Linked DNA regions of Mus musculus: region 1 is linked to region 2. The links are chromatin loops, found by intact Hi-C in ENCODE. Cell type or tissue: left cerebral cortex. All regions are shown on one strand.

The links. A loop is a pair of places that touch in the nucleus more often than their neighbours do. Peaks named below come from ENCODE experiments on the same cell type or tissue, not always from the same donor. Only the 100,000 strongest peaks of a DNase experiment are listed, where the experiment ranks them.
Region 1: a loop joins it to region 2, with 3 times the contacts of the local background. A loop is called at or near these places in 2 of 42 quality-filtered maps.

What each region holds. Positions count from the first base shown.
Region 1 is chr11:84,755,072-84,763,071 of GRCm38, reverse strand. No RefSeq gene overlaps it. Among named protein-coding and RNA genes, the nearest start is that of 1700109G15Rik, 39 kb to the right of the region's middle. In left cerebral cortex, no CTCF peak of the experiment used is centred here; DNase peaks (open chromatin) are centred at 2,063 and 3,318; H3K27ac peaks cover 2,025 bases.
Region 2 is chr11:84,692,824-84,700,823 of GRCm38, reverse strand. No RefSeq gene overlaps it. Among named protein-coding and RNA genes, the nearest start is that of 1700109G15Rik, 24 kb to the left of the region's middle. In left cerebral cortex, a CTCF peak has its summit at 3,165; DNase peaks (open chromatin) are centred at 3,151 and 3,556.

The DNA of each region.
Region 1 (8,000 bases), 62 kb before region 2:
TCTGGTCATGCCTGCAACTCATTCTTATTTTAAAGAATTATTTATTATTATAAGTAAGTACACTGTAGCTGTCTTCGGAAGAGAGCAACAGATCTCATTACGGGTGGTTGTGAGCTACCATGTGGTTGCTGGGATTTGAACTCAGGACCTTCAGAAGAGCATTCAGTGCTCTTACCTGCCTGCAGCTCATTGAAACAGGGATTGTAAGCTCTGTTTTTTGGATAAGAGCCCTGAGGCTAAACCTTTGGCTTTAGGCCTTGTGGCTGAGAGGTAATACAGTTGGCCTTGGCCCTGCCTCTACAGTTCACTGTGTCTGGAGGGAACAAGGGGTCTGATGAGGCTTGGGTGCCTACACAGTGCTCAATGGTAAAGGAGACCCAGCTCTCTCTCTCTCTCTCTCTCTCTCTCTCTCTCTCTCTCTCTGCTGTAGATTTCCTGGGATGGGCCTCCTAACTCTAGGGCAGGGCATGGGAGTGGTGGCCTCATGGTGTAGGGGCTCGTGTGGACTTGTGGCTGCGGGTCACCCTCACTTGGGCAGGTAAGAACTGAAGGCATTCAGGGGAAGTTTATCCTCTATGGTGCAAAACACACTTGGAAGGGCCGGAGAACCAAGCAGGACCGGGCAGAGGGCTTGGAGTCAGGTGTAGCCATGGCAGGAATTTGGCTTGCCATAGGAAAGGCCTAAGTAGAGCCAAACCAGCCACAAGACACACAGCAGCCTGAGGTAGCAGGGGCCTTCCCCATCAGTCCAAAGCCCTTGTTCTTTAGACTCCCCAGTTACATGATAACTCAACAGCTGATATTTATTGAATGCCTACTGTATGCCCCGGACTGTGCCAAACCTTTTAAAAATCTCAACAGTCATCATGCATGCTAGCTAGAAAATACGTGGATGAATGGTATCTTTGAAGCCTGGGCTCCCTCTGCAGAAGGGAGAGGTTGTCTAGAGACGGGGATCAGACCTTTTGATCTAAGTGTACACATGACACCTGCAGGCCTTCAGTGGACACAGTGTGGACTGTCACTCTTTGTGTTCAGTGGGTGGAAGTTTCAAGCTGGGCCACTCTTGCTTCTCTTCCCATTGTTTCTGTGCTTGGCCTCAGAAGCTTGTCCTGGCTCTCAGGCACTTCTCCTGCCCCTGGCTTCAGAATCTGTCCCAGGACCCGAGTCCTGGCCCCTGGTCTAGGCTGTGCACATGGGTTCATAGGGATATGATATAAGGGGGCAGGTGGCTACAGTAGTGTCTCACCTCTGTAATAGAGATCAGGGAGGGTCTCCTGGAGACCCCTGTCCAGGAGAGGATAAATCTGAGGTCTTTGGGGGAGATTGAGGACCCCACTGCAAGCCCTGCCCATTTCTTACCTGCCTAGGTCATTTCTTCTCTTCATTTGTCTCCGCAGTGTTGAAAAGATCAGGGGATAGTCCTCTTTGTGGGCCTTTTACTACCCCCATATCAGTTTAGAATGTCTGATTCACACAGTGGCATGTTTGGTAAGGCATCCATTGCTGCCTGACCCAACCCCATTATTTAACAAATAAGGAAAGGGACGTACAGACAAGGGGAGTGACTTACACAAGGTCACACAGCAACTTAGCAAGCAGCAGGACTATCATAGCTTGAGGACGCTAGGAAGGTGGGTTGAGGAGAACCTCAGAGGAGCTCTAAGAGATTGAGGGGGTTCCGAGAAGGGAGGGGCACCCTCTCCTTCGTTTTTCCTGAGGTATTGTCAACTGGATCCCTGGCCACCCCCCGCCACCCCCCTCGCCCCACCGCCGTCCTCTGCACCGGGTGGAATTGTCTTAACGCAGCAAATTGTTCATACACATGTAAGCAAATATCTTCTCAAATTATCTCTTATCACCAAACAGGCTGCGATGCTCACCGGCTGGAGGGCCGAGGTTGTCTTTCAATCCACTGGTGATGGGGAGGGGGGCAGGGAGGGGAAAGGCTGACACCAAAAATAAACCAGCAGAGTGGGGATGGTTGTCGCAAGGGGCAGAGCGAAGTTGTCAGGCAGCGAGAGCGTGTGAGGCGGCAGGACGATAATGTGCCATGACACTTCTGAAATGAGCGGCTCGTTGCCATGGTGAGCAGCCAGGAGGGACCGGCTCTCCGGAGGCTGAAATAAAACACGCTTTAAATGATGTTTGATTAGAATTTAGATCATGTAACCGAATACCTCAGTCCTCTTCCCTCTGCTTTTCTCCTTTTCTTCTTCAGTCTCTTTTCTCCCCTCCATCCTTGCCGCTCTCCACCCTGGGAAGACACAGATACACACACACCCACATATGCACACAAATGCAATGCAATTCTACACACATGCACACATGGATATACATCCATGAACATGTACAAAATAGGTGTACACAGATGCATAAATGTCAGCCAACAACATATACACAAGTATACACAGGCACAGATATGCAAAGTACACACAGGCATACAAACTTGAATGCTTGTGTGCACACATATCTGGACACACATACCCATCTCTCTTTTCCCCAATTATTCTGCTGGGTCTTGGGTCAGAAAATCCAGCTCAAGGCAGATGCTGGGGACCCCATACAGGGTCATAGTATTGACCCAGTGGTAAAGAGCTTGAATCTTACCAACAATATGACAATCCAAATGTCTCATGCACCTTGGGTGGGTAGCTCCTCATGGTTCACAAAGCCCCTCTAATTTCAAGTTCCTACTTTGTTCTCACTGAGAAGGCCTTTGCCTAGTCATGGACACACCCATTTTCGAGAGGAGGCACTGAGGCCCAAAAAGTCCAAATGTCTTGTCCAAGATCAAGTACACATAGGACTGGAAGGCTGGCTCAGTGGTTAAGAACATTTGTTGCTCTTGCAGAGGACCTGAGTTTGGGCCCCAGGACTCACAGTGGGTGGCCCACAACTGCCTGCAACTTCAGCTGCAGGGGATCGGACTCCCTCTTTGGGCCTCTTCAGGCACCTGAACCCATGAGACCTATGCTCACATAGATGCATACACATGAATAAAAAGAGAATCATTTTGTTTTAAAAGATCCAGCACCAGTCAGAAGTATATGTGGGACTTCCAGGGCTGCCCTTATGGGCTCTTGGAGGGAGCCACTTCGGAGAGAGCACAGCCAGCTTTGCTTATCCAACATGCTTTGGAAGCTGGTTTTGCTGTCGGCTTTGGCCTGCATGAACCATGCAGAGGTGAGCAGGACCGCTCTGGCCTGCTTCGAGAGACTTTTGCATGGACTCCTTTTCTGCCCTCTTTTTGTTTTGGTAACAGACTTGTGTTATATTTGTGGTACTTTTCCAGGGCATGCTGCCCGGCTTGGGAAGATAGCCAGTCCTGGCTGAAGGTGCTGTGTTGGTGGTGTGAGGGAATGATGGTAGGCAGGTTCTGTGGACAGAGCCAGTTGGGGACTCCTGGAATCTCACTACTCTTACTGTCCTGGATTTTCTTGGAAGCCCTAGAGAGGGTAATCACTATTCTGTTCCATGTCAGAGAGACATGTCTAGATCCAGTGTGTCTATCTTCTTGATAGGCCAGGGCCTTCAGATTGCTTCTTAGCCAGTCTATCCATTCATTCTATCATATAGTGGTGTTTGTGTGTGTGTGTGTGTGTGTGTGTGTGTGTGTATGTGTGTGTGTATGTTTGTGTGTAATTTGCTGTGTGTGTGCTGGAACTCAAACAAGCAGACAAATTGATAGGCAGGCATGCACGCATATGCACACACACAGGTACACACACACAGGGATACATACACTCATAGACAGACAGAGGGGAGAGAAAGGGACAGAGAGAAGAGAGACAGACAAGAGATGGGGAGAGAGGGAGAGGGAGGGGAGAGGGGGAGGGAGGAGGGAGAGAGAGATCGAGAGTCATAGGCTCCTTTTGTACCATGTAATCTGATGGAGGTGGAGTCTGTGTGTGAAGGGGAGATGCACTGTGTCTAGCAAGACCATGGGAGTCTTCCCTGAGGAGGCAATGCTTCAATAAATTGGTAGTTCTCCAGGGAGACACAGGCAGAGGCAGCAAAGGCCAGACCTTGATTGCAAAGGTCCAGCCTTACCCAGCTTGTTAGATGCTCCCTAGATAGGAAGTGATTCTCCCATGGTGCTCCATCCGTGTTTGGTTTTGTACACGCCAAGCTAGTGCTTTCTCTCCGAGTCCCACCCCCATCTCAAACCAAGCTTTTGAAACAGGGACTGAGCTCTGGGTGCCACACCCTCCCTAGACTGGGGTTTCACCCAGAGTGGTCTGATACCTTCCCTCTCTTTTGTCCTTAGCTCCAAGCAGGATGGCACTTATTTCCTTACTTACATGTTAATTCTGTGAAAACAGAGACCGAGTTATGCCTCTGTGCTTCCCATAGGAAAACATCAGCTGGAGGTGTGGCTCAGTGGTAGAGCATTGCCTAGATTTCATGAAGCTTTGGGTCGGATCCCTGGTACCAAAAGAAAGAAGAGAAGAGTCCAACACATCCCGAGTACTTGCTGTATGCCTGACACTGTATACTTTGTGCTGTTCATGTCTTTATGTCCTTTAGTCTTTATGGCTCTAGATCAGTGACTCTCAACTTTCCCAATGCTGCAACCCTTGGACCCTCATGAAAGGATTGTTCAACCCCAGAGGGGTCCCGGCCCACAGGTTGAGAACTGCTGCTTTAGAGGCAGGTACCTCCACTGTTCCCATTTCATAGCCAAGGAAGCTGCAGAGCTGGGAGGTTAATTAATTTATCCCAACGCATATAGAGTAGCAGATGTCAGAGTCAGGACCTGACTCTAAAGTCTCTGACCTCTGACTCTTGACTTTCAACTCCTGACCTTTTGAATTGAACTTCATTTGCCTGTGAGGCCACTGGGCTCAGCTTCTCCATGCAGATGGAACAGGGAGTCCTGGACCGTCATCAGTTCCAGAAGTCCATGGCTTTGGAGATGCTCGGGTGCTTTGTAAAGCAGAAAGAACGAGGAGGGTTAGTCACCAAAAGAACTTCAGATTGACGTCCAGGGCTCTGAGGGAGTTGCAGAGGTGAGAGCAGCCACATTCAGCTCATCTGGGCTGGAAAACGTTGGATCAAGTAAGGCTACTGAGGGTGACAGGGTACGTGGGCAGGGGCCAAGGAATCTTGCTGTCACTCAGAACAGGGTCTACCCTTCCCGTCTACTCTTATGTCTGTCTGTCCTGGCATGGCATGGTTTTTGTTTGTTTATTTTAACACAGGGTCTCAGTTCTAGACTGACCCCAAACTCCATATATAGGACAAGGATGTGGGTGACCTTAAAGTTCTGATCCCTCCCCCTCCCAAGTGCTGAGAATATAAGCATATGCAGCCATATTTGGTTTATATGGTATGAGGGATTGAACTGAGGGCTTTGTGCATGCTAGGCAAGTGTTCTGCTAACTCAGCTATCCATCACGCCAGTGTGTGTGTGTGTGTGTGTGTGTGTGTGTGTGTGTGTGTGTACATGTGTGAGGGATGTGCTTGCTGTAAGGGTGCATATGAAGAGCTGAGCTTGATGTCAGGACATCCCCCAATTGCTTCCCCATCTTACTCTTCAAGACAGGATCTCTCCCTGCATCTGAAGTTCTCTGTTTCAGCTACCCTAGATGGCCAGTGAGCTCCCGGGACCCGCCTGTTTCCGCCCACCAGCGCTGGGCTCTCACGTGTACCCTGATGTGCTTGCTTTTCCACACGGGTGCTGGGGATCTGAACGCAGGCCTGCACACTTGCACAGCAAGCTCTTCAACCAATGAGCTCTCTCCTCAGCCCCCATCATGCCAGGGTTTAATGCCACCTTCCTCTTCTAGCTTCATAGGACCTGTCCATGCTTGAGCCTCTGAATGGCTCCTCTCTTCACCCTCTCCCTCCTCTCTTTCTTCTACTGGCCACTGGTGAGCATCCTCCAACAGACTTGATTGTAATAGCTTCATGGTCCAAAGTCTTTATGCTCCTCAGGTGAATCTCAGGTTTAGATTCACCCCATGTGCTCTGAAGCCCCAAGGCTCTCTGGCCCAAAACCTGCCTTTCTGGCCTGGTACCTCTCACCTGTTCCTGCTCCAGGCACCTGAATCAGTGTCTCAGTGTGTCTCAGTGTCTCTCAGTGTCCTGCTTACCTGTGCCTCTGCAGCTGAGTGGCTACCACAAGTGATCACCCCTCACCCCCCCCGCCCCAGTCAAATGGCTGCTGCTGTCCAAGCCTTTTCAACAGTTCTGACAGTTCCAGGGCTTCCCTCTCTGGAGCAGTTTGCCTGGCCACCCCTTCCAGAAGGCACAGCTGCAACATGCACTCCACACTCAGGCTGTCGGTTTGTCTCCGTTATTTTCCTGACCTAACTGCAGGCTTCTGGAAGAGCAGACTGCGGTGTGATCACTGTGTCTACACCTTCTAATCAAGACTGTCACAGCACCAAAGATGTCCTGCCCAGGAGGACCAACCTCTTCAAGAACAGAGCTGTGTTCGGTCTTTGGTCCTCAGCCGCTCCAGTAGAGCAGTGGGTAGGGAGTGGAAGGAAAAACTGGAGGATACTATCCTACAACTTTCTGAATAATTTCCTTCCTCACAGGTAGTTTCCATCCTGGAGGAGGGGCCGGAAACATTCCTGAATGGAGCAGAAGCAGGGGGGCCAAGTGGCTGCAGGGCCTGCATGGGGAGTCAGGGGTGCAGTGTGGATACTGAATGCAGTGGAGATAGAACAGGGGACTGGATGAGTTTGACAGGGATGTCATTGCTGTGGAGAAGTATTAGAGAAATCTAGAACTGACTCCTAATGTCTTCCCCTATGGTGGTTTGAAAGAAAATGGCCCCTATAAGCTCATAGGGAGTGGCGCTATTTGGAGATTTGGCCTTGTTGGAGTAGGTGTGGCTTTGTTGGAGGAAGTGTGTCACTGGGGGTGGGCAGTGAGGTTTCAGAAGCTCAAGCCAGGCCCAGTGTTGTTCTCTCTCCTTGTTGCCTGCTAATCCAGATGTAGAACTCTCAGCTACTTCACCACGCTGCCTGCATCCTGTGATGCTTCCTGCTGTAATGACAATGAACTGAACCTCTGAACTGTAAGCCAGTCCCAGTTAAATGCTTTCCTTTATAAGAGTTGCTTGGTAGCTCTTCATAGCAATAAGCTCTAGGACATTTCCCTATGCAGCACCGCATGGAGACAGCCACAGGGTGGCCCAAGACACAGGATTAAACTTCAGTTCTAGCCAGGAGCTATGGTTTTTTGTAAGCCCTATTTGTGCTGCTGGGACCTGAACCCAGCCTTATACATGCTGGGCAAGCATGCTACCACAGAGTCACACTCTTAGGGCAGGAGTTACTTTTACACTCTTCTAAACAGAACAGCACAGCGAAGGCCATGTTAAAGAAGGCTGCATGACCAGTGAGAACTAAGCTTTAGAGAATTGAGGAGCCAGAAACACACACTATGGAGCAGTGCAATGTAGCTCAGCAGAGAGACTGTTTGCTTAGCATACATGAGGCCACAGGTTCAGGTCCCAGTACCACATAAAATTGAGTATGATTTCCTACATCTGTAATTCAAAGTCACCCTTGGCTACATACTGTGTGCCAACTGGGTTACAGGTGCTGGAAGAAGGTTTGTTGGTTAGGAGTCCTTGCTGCTCTTGCAGACAACCTGAGTTCAGTTCTTCACATAGGGTGGCTCAGAGCTTCAGGGAATCTGATGCCCTCTTTTGGTCTCCTTAGGTACCTGCATGCATGTGCACACACACACACACACACACACACACACACACATACACACAATCTGAAAAAGAAGAAAGAGAGAGAGAGAGACAGAGAGAGACAGAGAGAGAGAGAACCTAAGAACCCAGAAACCCCGAGGAGAGAGAAATATGGGAAAGAAAGGGAAGTGCTGACCCTATCTCTGAATGGGTTCCTTTGGCCACTGAGTTCCATATTTTGTTATATTTTGGAGATGGGGACAGGTAATATATCTAGACAGTGATGAGCAGGCAGGCTCATCTCTGTCTCTGAGGTCAGACGTGGCCCAGGCCGTGGTCT
Region 2 (8,000 bases):
TCATACAACATCCATGTGAGAGAACAGATGCCAACTTATTGTTTTTGTTTGTTTTTGCCTAGAGTGGGGGCAGTATGTGAGGAGGGCTGACACAGGGTTTTACAATGTCGCTGGGATTGTCATTTAATTTCCTATGTAACACTTGTCGGCCTCAAGCTTCAGATCCTGCCAGCTCCCTGACTGCTAGGATGACTGGTGTGGACCTTGGTCCTCAGTCACCATTTCTTTGAGTATCCATGAAGAGTCAGACTCTCTGGACCACTATGATCACACAAGTGAGAACTAGGTGCAGACCATCTGGCCATCTTCCTCTCTCTGTTGCCCAGGGTACCCCCTCCTCTGTCCTACTTCCCACCCACCCTAAATGAAGCCAGCCAAAGGAAGTGGGTAAACAGAGGCAGAGAGGCTCACTGCATTCCAAAGACAGGGACCAAGCCACTGAGTAGAAGAAGGGTCAGACTTTGGGCTCTAGGTAGCTTGGGGAGACGGCCTTCTTTGGCCCTCTGTGAAGTAGGGCTGATACTCTGGTATATAGAGAGGCTACAAAACCTCATAAGATGGCGTCCCTAGGAATTTTGTGAGCACAGGGTCTGCACTAAGAACTCAGCATCCCTACCACCCTCTAGACAGTGACTGTTCCATGGGGCCTTGTAGGTCCAGCATTCCCTTGTTCATCTAACTCAGTGGTCCTGAACCTTCCTGATGCTGTGACTGACCCCTTTAATACAGCAGTTCCTCATGTTATGGTGACCCCCCCCACGGCAAAATTATTTTCATTTCTACTTCAGAACTGTAATTTTGCTACTGTGATGAATTGTAACATAAATAATTTTGGAGATAAAGGTTTGCCAACAGGGTTGCGGCCCACAGGTTGTGAAACTGCTGACCTAATTCAAGGCGGGGGGCTCCAGGGAATGGTATCTAAGTTATAAATGGAGGTTTTAGTTTGGACTTTACTCCTACAGGGTGAAAACCTTGGCACTGCTGGGACACCCTCTCGGTTGCCTTGCAAGAAACTGAGGCCCCAGGAAGGAGCCTGCCCAGGTCCAGAGGGACTTTAAAAAGCTGTCGCTGGGCGTGGTGGCACACACCTTTAATCCCAGCACTCGGGAGGCAGAGGCAGGCGGATTTCTGAGTTCGAGGCCAGCCTGGTCTACAAAGTGAGCTCCAGGACAGCCAGGGCTATACAGAGAAACCCTGTCTCGAAAAAACAAAAAAACAAAACAAACAAACAAACAAAAAAGCTGTCTACCCAGTGGCAAGGAGGTGCCTTCCTTCCCAGCACTCTGCCTTCTGGCTGCTGTGGCCTAGGAGGCTGCCAGGCAGAAGAGCGCACTGGTGCATGCAGCATAGGGGACATAGAGGTCCCCAAGCCCTGCCACTGGGCTAGGAGGCCCTGAGCTCATAGCTGAGGCCATTCCGGTCTACAGCTCTCTCAAAAATGCCTTGGTAAACCTAGGCAGTGAGGGCACTTTTAGCCAGTGACCGATCTCCACCATTTTGGTTGATGGAAGTGTCCCCAGCATGGAGACTTACTGATGGGGAGGATGGGGCGGAAGAGCACCCCGGGGCATATTAGGGACTATAGAGGGTCTCCCTGGGGGTCACTGGCAAGGAGGGTGCTTTAACGCTTGGGAGCCATCCTGCCCCTTGAGGACTAGGGAGGAGAGTCAACCCAGTGTAAATGCTGGCAAACAACTAGGTGGAAGGGGAGAGCTAGGGAATGCTGGAGTGCAGAGGAGGGGCCGTTTGAATCTAGCCAAGCCGTGGAACTCAGAAAGCAGATGGAGCGCGAAGAGCATTCCAAGGGGAGAGAACACCTGGATAAAGACCTAGAGACCTGTAGGGTGGGGTGTGCGCAGGCGCAGTTGGGAGGTGGGTGCAGGTCTAATGGGAGGGGCTTAAAGGGCAGACGTTGATGGTGGGGTTGTGAGCAGTGTACTTCTAGGGAGCCCCAAGGGTTCTGAGAAACTCACTTCCTGGAAATTACCTCTACATTTGTCAACTCAGACGCCCCCTCCCCTTTTCTCCCTTCTGTTATCAGCAGCTCTGTGTGGTGACACCTGATGGCAGTATTAGGTAGGTGTGGCTGAGGAAAGCACATAGACTTTGGAAAGCCTGTGACCTGTGGTTTTAGAATTAAATCACCCCAGCAAGATGTGTGGCCTTGGTGGACAGGCTCACAATTTCCCTCAACTCCATTTTCTGATTCGTAAGGTAGGGACAACTAGAGTTCCAGACAGAATTTCCCAAGACTGGTGAAGAAAATCCAGCCAACTGGAGTCTTTCCCTGTTCCTACACCTCGGGTCTAGACATTCTGACCCTAGTCACTTGCTATCTCTCAACATAACCTCTCTCCTTACCTTTGTGACCTATGACATGGGTCCTGGATGCCCTCCTTGGAGAAACACTTGACATTTGCCCCCCCCCCCTACCCTGCTTTTGACCGGTATTAGGTATCAGCCTGGCCTTGCTTTGGCCAATCTTTCTTGCTATCACCTATCCTAGAACACAACGGCCTGTCCTCTTGGTCCTTCTGGTTTTCCAGGCCACTCTGGTTCTTGTCTATATTTTAGTCCTCTGTCACAGAGCTAAGGGGATGAGAGGCTGACCCTGGGAGGCTCCGGGCTCACTTTGCAGCTAAGAGTAGATGGAAGAGTGGGCTCAGGCCGTCTGGGAGGCCAGTTGTCTCTGTATGGGGTTTATAGCAAGAACAGCTCAGCCTATGGGGAAAGGTATGACAGAGAGCAGGGAGGCTTAGCTGAGCCCTGGCTAATTGGCTGTGTGGCTGTGTACAGGGAACTGTCCCCTCTGTATCTCAGATGATTAACCAATCACGAGAGAAGATCCATAAGTAAGGCTTGTTCTAGTCCTTACCAGGGGTCTGTCCAATGCATAGGTCTGAGATGTTGCCTTGGTGGCAATGAAGGGGACATCAGGGAAGCCATTCTTAGGTAACTCCACCCCCCAAGGTTCTGGACACTTACCACCCCCTTCTGAAGGATTTACAGTGGGCTGAATTCATTTGCATGACAAAATTGGCTCAGGCATCCAAGTGTTGCAGGACTGGTGTAACATTGCAGAGAACAGGCAGCCAGGAGGAAGGTTACAGCTGACAAAGAAGGAGCAGATCACCGCCCACCCACTCGCTTGCAGCTTCTGCCAACCACCCCTCTGCTGGAGTGTGATGGGACACTCGAGACAGTCACTAGCTCCAAGTGTGTGCTGGCGTTGGGGGGAGCCATGCCAAAACTTAGGAAGTGGCAGCCTGCCGGAGATGTGGGTGGGGTTCTGCTTCTGCTATCTTTTTATCTATGGGGGGGGGGTTAGAAGTCCTTTACTATTTCAGAACACCTCCCCGCTTGGCTTACTCCGTCCGTAGGTTATCTCTCTGCTTACTCTTGGGACCTGATAACACAGGAGTTCCAGAGCTACTGTCTGTACACCCGTCTATTCACTCACCTATCCACAGATCTATCATCAATCCACCAACCTGACATCCGTCCATCCATTCACCCACCCACTCATCAGTCCACTCACACACTCATCTATCTACCTGCCCACCCATCCCACCTACTCGCCATCTGTTTACCGGACTCTCTGCCCACCCATGCACTCATTCATTCTCCCATATACCCACCCATCCAGCAGTCTGCTCATTAATCTACGAGTGTGCCCTTCCATCTAGCTGGCAGAAATGCACTGGACACTTGATGTACTGGTGCAGAGCCAGGCATGTCTCTGTGTGGCAGCTTCGTTTTCTATAAGGGTCACAGGGTGTATCTCCCAGGATTGACTCTGGGCTGTGAGAGTATTTTCTGCACTTTATTCGATTAGGCAGCAGGGAATGTGAGGGTCAATAAAGCAGAGTTATTGCCCCCAAAGAAATCACAGTTTTAAGAGGACTGGTGCTGTGGTCCTGCAGAGCCTGTGACATGTTATGGGGAAGTGTGTGGGGCTCTGCTTGAGTTGCAAGTAGAGTTAGGTCTGTCATCCCTCTCTCTGGGCCTCACACTGAAGAAGCTGAGGCCTGAGAAGGTTAGAGGATTATCCAAGGCCACATTGCAGTACAGACAGGAGGACTGAGGGCTGAGCCTTCCAATACTGGAAGTTTCCGAATGCTTGGAATTTGATTTCTTACCCTCAATTCCAAGGGGCCTCCCAGAGCCTTGGGCTGTTCTGATTCCCTCACTTAAGGTTATTGGTGAGTAGGCAGGGGCCCAGTGATACAGGACATCTCAAGGGATGATGTAGGGAAGAGATACTCATGTGGCTTAGAAGGAAGCCTGAGCCGAGCATTCCTGGCTGTGCTGTGGGATACACCAAGGGTGTTTGGCCTCAGAACAGAAGGATGGCTCCACTAGGTCAGATGAGGTAGGGGTGAGCTTGGGCTATAGAAAGCTGAGGCCAAGTCGTAGAACAGCACCTAGGCTGCAGGTCTCAACTCTAAACCTAGCAGACAGGAGTAGCTCACTCCCTCGGCTTGCTAGTTCTTCCGGGCTCTAGCTCCGGGTACTCAGAGACCCAGAGACCGGAAGCCTTGAATGGCCAGGTCCGGCCCCCATCCTGTGTCCACCCAGCAGCTCACTCCTTTAAGGATCAGCTACTTTAAAGCCCTCCGGGGTCTAGTCGGAACTCTAAAGCCTTTCACCAAGCTTCCTGCCTGTACCTAGAAACCTTTAACATCAGTCCGTGTCCTGAGTTCAGTAGGTCCTCAATGGATGATTCCAGGGTTGTTATCTCTACCCACATTTCCTGTCTCCATTTTACTTTCATTTATTTTTTTTAAGATTTATTTATTTATAATATACACAGTGTTCTGCATATATATGCATATATGTATATATATATATATCTGCATGTCAGAAGAGGGTGCCAGATCTCATTATAGATGGTTGTAAGCCACCATATGGTTGCTGGGAATTGAACTCAGGACCTCTGGAAGAGCAGTCAGTGCTCTCAACCTCTGAGTCACCTCTCCAGCCCTTACTTTTGTTTATTAAACTTTTATTTTGCAATGTAGTGGTGTTTGTTTTTTTTTTTTCTAGTTGTCTCAGACCCTTGAGGGGTGTATGCATGTGTGCATGTACATGTGGTTGTGTTCATATGTATGCATGAGTGTACATGTATGTATGTGTGTGTGCACTGTGTTATGTATATGGGTGTAAACGGTGGTACTTACAATCTATCACTGACGGTGGTCCCCTGTCTGCCTGGAGACCTCCCTTAGGCTTCCCCTTTTAGAGAAGACCTGTGTTCCTTTCTTTATTTAGTTGACAAGGTGTGGAGTACCTATAGGGTACGGAGCCCCCTTCTGGGCATGTGCTAGTTTACTAGCCTATGCTGTCAGATAGGCTGAAGACTTGACCAAGTCCCCAGCCTGAGAGACCTTAGGTCAGCAGTAAGAATTTCCTGGGGCCAGACCCAGAATCTCCTCCCTAATTCTTTCCACTAAATCTGCATACCGTTAAGTTAGCACGAATTAAGCAGGCCCCTGGCCTCTGTGGATGCATGTGTAGCCCCTTGGAGACACCAAGGGCTTCTGAATCAGAAACTCAGCTCCTCATTTGGCTCCTGGCTAGCCTGGAGCACAGTGGCTGCCACCTGGGACTGCCACAGAACTGCCACGGGACCCAGCATTCTCTTATACCTCTGGCTTGGCCCCTGATGGCCAGCAGCAAGTGTGGGACCTGAATCTACTCACCTGCAGAGGGGGGGTGGCTGAAGAGGGTACACTCGCGTCTGTTCCAAGGAGGGTCACACCCAGGGCTGACCCAAGAAGTTCCTGTAACCAGTTGAATTGTGGTCCTTAAAAGGTATATCCAGCCGGGCGTGGTGGTGCATGCTTTTAATCCCAGCACTTGGGAGGCAGAGGCAGGTGGATTTCTGATTTCGAGGCCAGCCTGGTCTACAGAGTGAGTTCCAGGACAGCCAGGGCTATACAGAGAGACCCTGTCTCGAAAAACAAAACAAAACAAAAAAAAAACCAAAACAACAAAAAAAAAGGTATATCCAAAAGTCAGTGCCTGCGAATGAGACCTTGTATGGATAATAGTCTTTGTGAACGTAGTTAAGACCCTTGAGATGACACCATGCTGAACTCTGAATCCAGTGATCAGCTTCCTTTGTAGGAGATGTGGGAGAGGGAAGCATTGTGACACCTCAGACAGAGTAGAGGTATACAGCTATGAGTTAGGGACACTGAGTTCAGACCTCAGTTGTGACAAAATCCATGTCTGCTCTATGCTTGTGAAAATTTGGTGTAGCAGTCCCAGGACATCCATGTTTGTCAGTTTTTGTCATCGTGACAAAATATCTTTGAGAAAATAGCTCAAGGGCGGAAGGGTCTATTTTAGCCTAAGGGCAGACGGGTCTATTTTAGCCTGTAGTTCTAGCGGCTTCAGTCCATGGTCACATGGTCCATTGCTTCTGGGTCTACATGTAGTGAAGCAGAATACAATTGAGAGCACAGGTTATCTCGTGGTGGACAGGAGCGGAGAGTGATCAGAGAGGCCTGGGGACATGATATGCCTCTCTAGGGTGGTCCCCATGATGCACAGTTACCTGCTCCCTCCAACTGAACCCTGATTCCTAGTCTTCGCCACCTTCCTCATCTCATTGCGTCACAAAGCACCAGTGATTAGTCCAATTACCTTTCTCAAAAGTCTGGCAGCTGGCCTAAATTTAACCTTGAGCCTTTCAGTTGACACTCCTGCTTAACCTAAGTGCTACCATGCATACAGCACCTTTCTCCATGTCTTCATTCCTGCTACCAACAGGAGTTCTGGCAACCTCATAGAACAAGACACCATCCAGCCCTGCATCTCCACCCAGAGAAATCTCCCTGGCACACTGCCACCAAGATGCTAGCCAGTCTATCTAACTTAGCTCTTCTTCCTTCCTTGGTCCTCAGTTTCCCCATCTGTAGAACAAGGAGTTGGGAAACTTATCTTTTTTGGAAACAAAGTCTCATTAAGTAGCTCTGGCTAGAACTCTCTATGTAGAGCAGGCTGACCCCAAACTCACAGAGCCCACAGAGATCTGCCAGCCTTTGCCTCCTCCCAAGTGCTGGGATCAAAGGTGTATGCGCTGCAAGGCTCCCTCTCTGGCTTTGGAAAGCTTACTTTCAAGGTCCCAGGGATGGGAAATGGAGCTCAGAGTGCCTATCTAGCATATACAAAGCCTCTGTCAGATCTCCAACACCTCATAACCAGGCGTGTTGGTATCCCCCGGCATCTCCACACCAGGCTGTACCCCAACCTCACTACATCAGAATATCTGGGCTGGAGCTCTGCCAGGCATGTGCTTTTAAGTTCTTTGTGACGAGTCTCATGTTCCTTCCATACAAAAGGTCTCAAGTTCAAGGTTATCCTTAGCTACACAGTGAGTTTGAGGCCAGCCTGGGTTACATGAGATACTGTCTTAATACAGTCACAACACTCTTCTCAAACCTTTCAGGCTCCTAGTGTGGGGTTGTGGAAACACTTGACCCTTCCCAATAGCATGCTGGACTCCACATCCTCAAAGAGACTTGAACTACAAACAAGAACCCTATGGGACACTGGGGTCTGTTTTCACCCCATCAAGATGGCATTTCCTCAGATACTTAGTTATATAGATGGGGGACATTTGTAGGCATTCCTTGATGTCAATAGACTAGGGATGCTTGCAGGAGGTCCTTGGCTCTGCAGAGCTCTGACCTTTTCCCTCCTTCTCATCCTATCATCCTGTCCTTTTCTTCTGCATGAGGTGGGAGGGTGACTGATTGGATTCAGGCTGCACACAGTGGGCTGTCCTACTGTGGTCTGCCCTGGGAGCCTTGGACCTCAGGCTCAGTCAACCATGTTTATCCACACAGTAATTATCAACCCCAGAAGACTTCAGAACACACCCCTGCCAGAGCTCCACCCCAGATATTCTGATGCAGAAGGACTGAAACACACCTTTGGGCTGTCTATGGAGCCCCCAGCGTATCTCTCTTTCCCATGCTCACTTTTCG